2 separate regions of the Homo sapiens genome follow, and region 2 is linked to region 1. A link is a loop called in an ENCODE intact Hi-C map of the cell type or tissue named here. Cell type or tissue: endothelial cell of umbilical vein. All regions are shown on one strand. Region 1 has its middle 2.7 kb from the start of LINC01843. Region 2 overlaps JADE2 (jade family PHD finger 2).

What was found. A loop is a pair of places that touch in the nucleus more often than their neighbours do. Peaks named below come from ENCODE experiments on the same cell type or tissue, not always from the same donor. Only the 100,000 strongest peaks of a DNase experiment are listed, where the experiment ranks them.
Region 2: a loop joins it to region 1, with 2.8 times the contacts of the local background. A loop is called at or near these places in 2 of 110 quality-filtered maps.

What each region holds. Positions count from the first base shown.
Region 1 is chr5:134,502,624-134,505,123 of GRCh38, reverse strand. No RefSeq gene overlaps it. Among named protein-coding and RNA genes, the nearest start is that of LINC01843, 2.7 kb to the left of the region's middle. RefSeq lists an enhancer at 1,317-1,656. In endothelial cell of umbilical vein, no CTCF peak of the experiment used is centred here; a DNase peak (open chromatin) is centred at 1,543; H3K27ac peaks cover 1,800 bases.
Region 2 is chr5:134,567,440-134,569,939 of GRCh38, reverse strand. All of the region lies in intron 9 of JADE2 (jade family PHD finger 2), which reads right to left. Among named protein-coding and RNA genes, the nearest start is that of JADE2, 43 kb to the right of the region's middle. In endothelial cell of umbilical vein, no CTCF peak of the experiment used is centred here; DNase peaks (open chromatin) are centred at 979 and 1,749; H3K27ac peaks cover 2,179 bases.

The DNA.
Region 1 (2,500 bases):
CCGTGCCCAGCCTACAAGATGCTTTTTAAATTAAGGGCTTCATGAAGAATTTCGTGGTTCCCCAGAAAGTGTAAGGAATGTTTAGGGTTTGGCTAAGCCTGGCTTTGAACCTGATGCTAATAGGGGAGAAGGCATCTTTAGACCTGACCTGAATCCAAGTCAGGGGTCCAGTCAGTTGCCTGGCACAGCTGGGTTGGTCTCTTTTCTCAGAGACATCTATCGGCTGTGTTACTGAGGACAGCAAGTTGAGGGTTGCCCCCACCCCAGGAGCACAGCCCATCACTGGCCCTATTGGCCCTTCATAGGCGTGGTCCTCTGCTAAGGATGGTTAAATTCTGCCAAGCTCCCATCGTCCCCCCCGTCAAAGGGGAAGAGGGACATTATGCATGGTGCAGCATGGGGCTTGTGGTCCTCTGTCTGAACCTTGAGCATGGCACCCATGCTGGGTTGGGGAGGTACATACAGAGACACCCAGGGGCATCCTTGGAGAAGGGCTGTCTTTGCTCGGAAAGTAAATGCTCATTTCTGCTCTGTAGCAAAATCCTGCTATGTATCCAATTTCCTCCTCAAGCCCTCGACAGATTTTCCAAATGGTCTCGAGGGGTTCAGCATTCAGACTGTAGGTAGTCTGGGCTTTGCTGGGCTTAGGGACTGTGTCCTCATGATCCCTGGTCTGGGAACATGGTCTCCAAGCCTAGCAAACCCCAGACTTCTTAGTATTCTCTGGATGTCCCTATGCAGCACCAGGAAGAAAGAACAATTTCTCCCCCGACCCTACTCTAGACTTCTCTGCCAGTCTCATCCCTCCCTTGCTACCTGTGGGCTTCCTGAGCCCTCAACCCTCAAAGCCACAGTCTAACACAGTTAGAGTTAATGCCAACTGCACCTCATGGTAGCTGTGTGACCTTGGGCAAGGTACTTATCCTCTCTGGGCTCCATTTGCCTTCCCCATAAAATGAAAATGATGATAATCCTTAACTGAAAGAGTCATTGTGAGGATCAGATGAGATCATTGAAAGGCTGGCACGTCGTCAGTGCTTAATAAACAACAGGTGGTATGGTTATCATTGTCATCTGTGGATAACTGTCTTTAACCTGGACCTCCTTTTCTGCCCCTCTCCTCCATCTCCCTAAATCCAGACTTGTCACCTTCCTAAAGCCCCTGTGGCCAGAACTGGGGTGGCTGGTCAGGTCCTTCTCCCAGGCAGGCAGGAGGCAGGGAAGTGTGTCTGAGCAGCCTGCATCCCTGGTAGAAAAGATAAAACGGGTCTTCGGAAGCCGGGGTGCTCCCACTTTGGTCATCATTCATACTCCTAATTTAAGAGGATTTCAAGAATCAGCATTTCTGTGGTAGAAGCCAAAGCCAAAATACAGAGAGCGCGAGAGAGTCATTGAAGGCCACAAAGCAAGTCCAGGCCAGAGCAGGGTGAGAGTCTTGGTCAACCTAACATCCAGCGCTCCTCCCCATCTGACTCAACAGCTCTCATTTCTCTAGAAGCCTCATTCTGAAGCTTTCCTGTTCAGAGAAAGCAGCAAACAAAGCGCAGAGCCAGCCCCCTGGGCCTGGAGCCCTGAGCTCCCTGGGCAGACCCACAGGCTGACAGAGACGTTACCGGAGTTGATGATTCAACTTCCTGCCTTTTGAGAGCTCCCAGACCACAGAGGTTTTCCTGCATGGAGGAGGGGGCATCTCCTTGCAGAGGGCCAGCCCCAATGGGACAAGGCCCTACCACAAACCACAAGGACAAGGCAATGCCTGGAGGGGGCCCTGGGGGCCACACCTGAACCCTGGCCAGCTGGCTCCTGAAGCCTGGCCCTCTCTGGGTTAATGATTACTACCTAGGGTGACCAACTGTTCTGTCCTGGTTTGCCTGGGACTGTACTGGTTTTAGCACCAAAAAATCTAAAGCCTAGGAAACCCCCATTCCTGAGCAAACCAAACAGTTCGCCATTCATACCACCCGTATGGTAGGACAGGACTTACAGCCTCAGTGATTATGGGGAATCTGAGCCCCAGGATGGCACATTCTACAACAGAGAATTGGCCAACTGTGGCCTGAAGGCCAATTCTGGCCCACTACCCATTTTTGTATAGCCCATGAGCTAAGAATAGTTCTTACTTTTTTTTTTTTGAGACGGAGTCTCACTCTATTGCCCAGGTTGGAATGCAGTGGCACAATCTCGGCTCACTGCAGCCTCCGCCTCCCGGGTTCAAGCGATTCTTCTGCCTCAGCCTCCCGAGTAGCTGGGATTACAGGCATGGACCAAAATGCCTGGCTAATTTTTGTATTTTTAGTAGAGACAGGATTTCACCATGTTGGCCAGGCTGGTCTCAAACTCCTGACCTCAAGTGATCCGCCTGCCTCGGCCTCCCAAAATGTTGAGATTACAGGTGTGAGCCACCGCGCTCAGCCAGATATGTAAAAATTATGTGAAATTCAAATTTCAGCGTCCATAAATAAAGGAATACAGCCACACCTGTTCATTTACATGTTTCCTC
Region 2 (2,500 bases), 65 kb before region 1:
GACCTGGGAGCAGCTGGAGGTGGTGACTGGGCTTGGGTGAGGCAAGGGCACTAATGGGTTGGGGGAGCCCTAGAGATGGAAGGCACAGGGGCAGAAGAGCCAGAGGTCTGCAGGCTGGAGCTGCCCAGGACAAGGTTGGCTTTGGTGGGAGGCCAAAGGGACCACCATCCAGGCACTGAGGCCAGGACCCACTTCCTTCTGAGCCTTTCCCTCCTTGGGAAGTTGTCCCATATCATCCTCTGGGCAGGTGTGTGTCTCAGAGCCGCCTCCACCCTCTTGGCCTCCTCCTCAGGCCAGGTCAGGCTCCCAAATAAACTCCTGGTGACCAGAGCCAGAGCCACAAGCAGCAAGTCCCTGCACAGCCTGCTTGTCAGCACGGTTGCTAGGGGACACCAGCCGGCACTTGTCGGGCTGATCAACAGTGCTGCGATTTTTGTCAGCCGTAAATAACTCTGGGAGGCTGCAGTGGCCATGCCTTCCGAGCGTCCGCTGGGGCCGAGGCCCAAGGCTGAAATTTTAGGAAAGCACATCTGGTTGACCATAAAATGGGATTTCATGCCGGCAGCAGCCCCGGCTCCTGTTTCTCTCAGCAAAACCCCTGCCTGGCTGAGGAGGAACGAATCAATCTGGGAGGATGCTGGGTTCCCAGGCCCTAGCACTGGGCCTGCCCTTTTGGTCCTCTGTGGAGCCCACCCTCAGAGCGCACGGGCTGGCCTCCCTTCTTCTAAGAGCCAAATGCTGAGGGGCCAGGACAGTAACAACAATCACGGCCAACAATGGAGGGCACTGTGCTAAGCTTTGTCCCCCACATGCACTGTGACCCCAAGGTCAGTCTGATCCTTATTCCCATTTTACAGACAAAGAAACTGAAACTCAGAGAAGTAGAAACTGAAACAAAGAAGGTATAGAGCTGGGAGTGCAGGAACTGGATGCAAAGTCAGGCTACCAAGGCCTCGACCTCAAGCCCTGCCCCATCTTCCGATGATTCCTGCCCAGGCTGGCTTAGTGCCCAGTTACAGGCTGGATACTCCCGGCTGCTGGCACTGGGCCACGGTCCGAGACTGGGCCCGCTGGCCAGGCCACCAACCACCATGGGCCTTTGCAGAAAGCCTGCCCCGTGGCAGGGTTCTTGTCGCTGTTCATTCACCCAAGTTGCAAATGTGTGACCTGGAAAGGCCTTGAGGCTGGGCCGCTGATGGGGGTCAGCTTGGCTCATGGTTGTCCCTCCTCGGCCCTGCCAGGGCTGTGCATGCCCCTGCCCTCATTGAAGCTGGTGCCCGCCAGCCCAGCTTGGTGGCTGCTCAGAAAGCAGCATTTGACAGGGCCCCCTGAGCCGTAAGAGGCTGCACATACTTCAAAATTGGCCCTGCTTCCTCTTCCCAGAGGAGGAGTGGGACGGTTCACACCTGACTCTGGAGTGTTCTGGCTCCCACTGCAGGAGTCTCTGCAGCAGCTCTCATTCCCCGGAACCCCAGAGCCCGCCAACCTCAGCCCCAGGCTCCACCTGAACCAGCCAACACTGGGGTGGGAAGATTAGGGGACTGAAAAAGGGATGCTTTTGCCCAGGAAATTTACAGAATAGAGAATAAGCCAACAACTCCTTTTCTGCCCCCGACTGAGGTCCAAATTCAAGCTCAAAACCCTTGGAATGGAGTTCCTCTAAGACTTCCTGTTATTCGTCTCTCCGAGCCCCAGTTTCCTCATCTGCTCAGCAGGGCTGGGAGGATCTTCCTCAAGTCTCTTTTTCCAGGATGATGACTACATAAGTGAGTCAAGCCCTTGACCTCCCTGGACAACCCAGCCAGGGACAGACACATGGGCTGACCAGCACAGAACAGAGAGGTCAGTTCTGAGGGGTTGTTTGGGAAACAGTAGGAGTAAAAGCAGGTGTTTCCACTGGAGATCCAGCGGGTGGAGACATGGTGGCCTAAAGAAGACTCTGGAAGCAGCTTCGGTCCCAGAAGGTCTTACACCTGATGCCCCTGCCACATGTGACAGGAGGCTGGGCTGGCCAGGAGGTGGTGGCTGCAATGTAGGTAGCCTTGCCCTCTGTCCTGGCTGGAGCCAGGGACATCTGGTTCCTCCCACCTCCACCTCTTCCTTCTGGCCTGGTGGCAAGCTGGCTGCCAGGCAGTGAGGGCTCTCTGGGGGCAATAGGTCATTTCCCTCTTGAGCAGGCAGCGCAGATGAGTGGGAAGGAGGGGATTGGGGAAGCTGGGTCCAGTGCCCCTTCCCTGACAGTACAACACCCCTGGAGATGTTCTACCCATTTTACAGCCTTGCCCACTGCGATGCAGATAAGAAAAGCAGGCGCCTTGGGTCACACAACGTTCCCTGCATGCTCCTGCCCAGGGCTATTTCCTGACAGGACCCAGGGAGAGGGTGAGCATGTATGTCTGAACCCAGGGGAGACACTGTGACACGGTCCCATATGCTCTGGAACCCTAGAAATGTCCCAGAGAGGAGAGACCAGAACAGCCTGTGGGGTTCAGAGGACTGG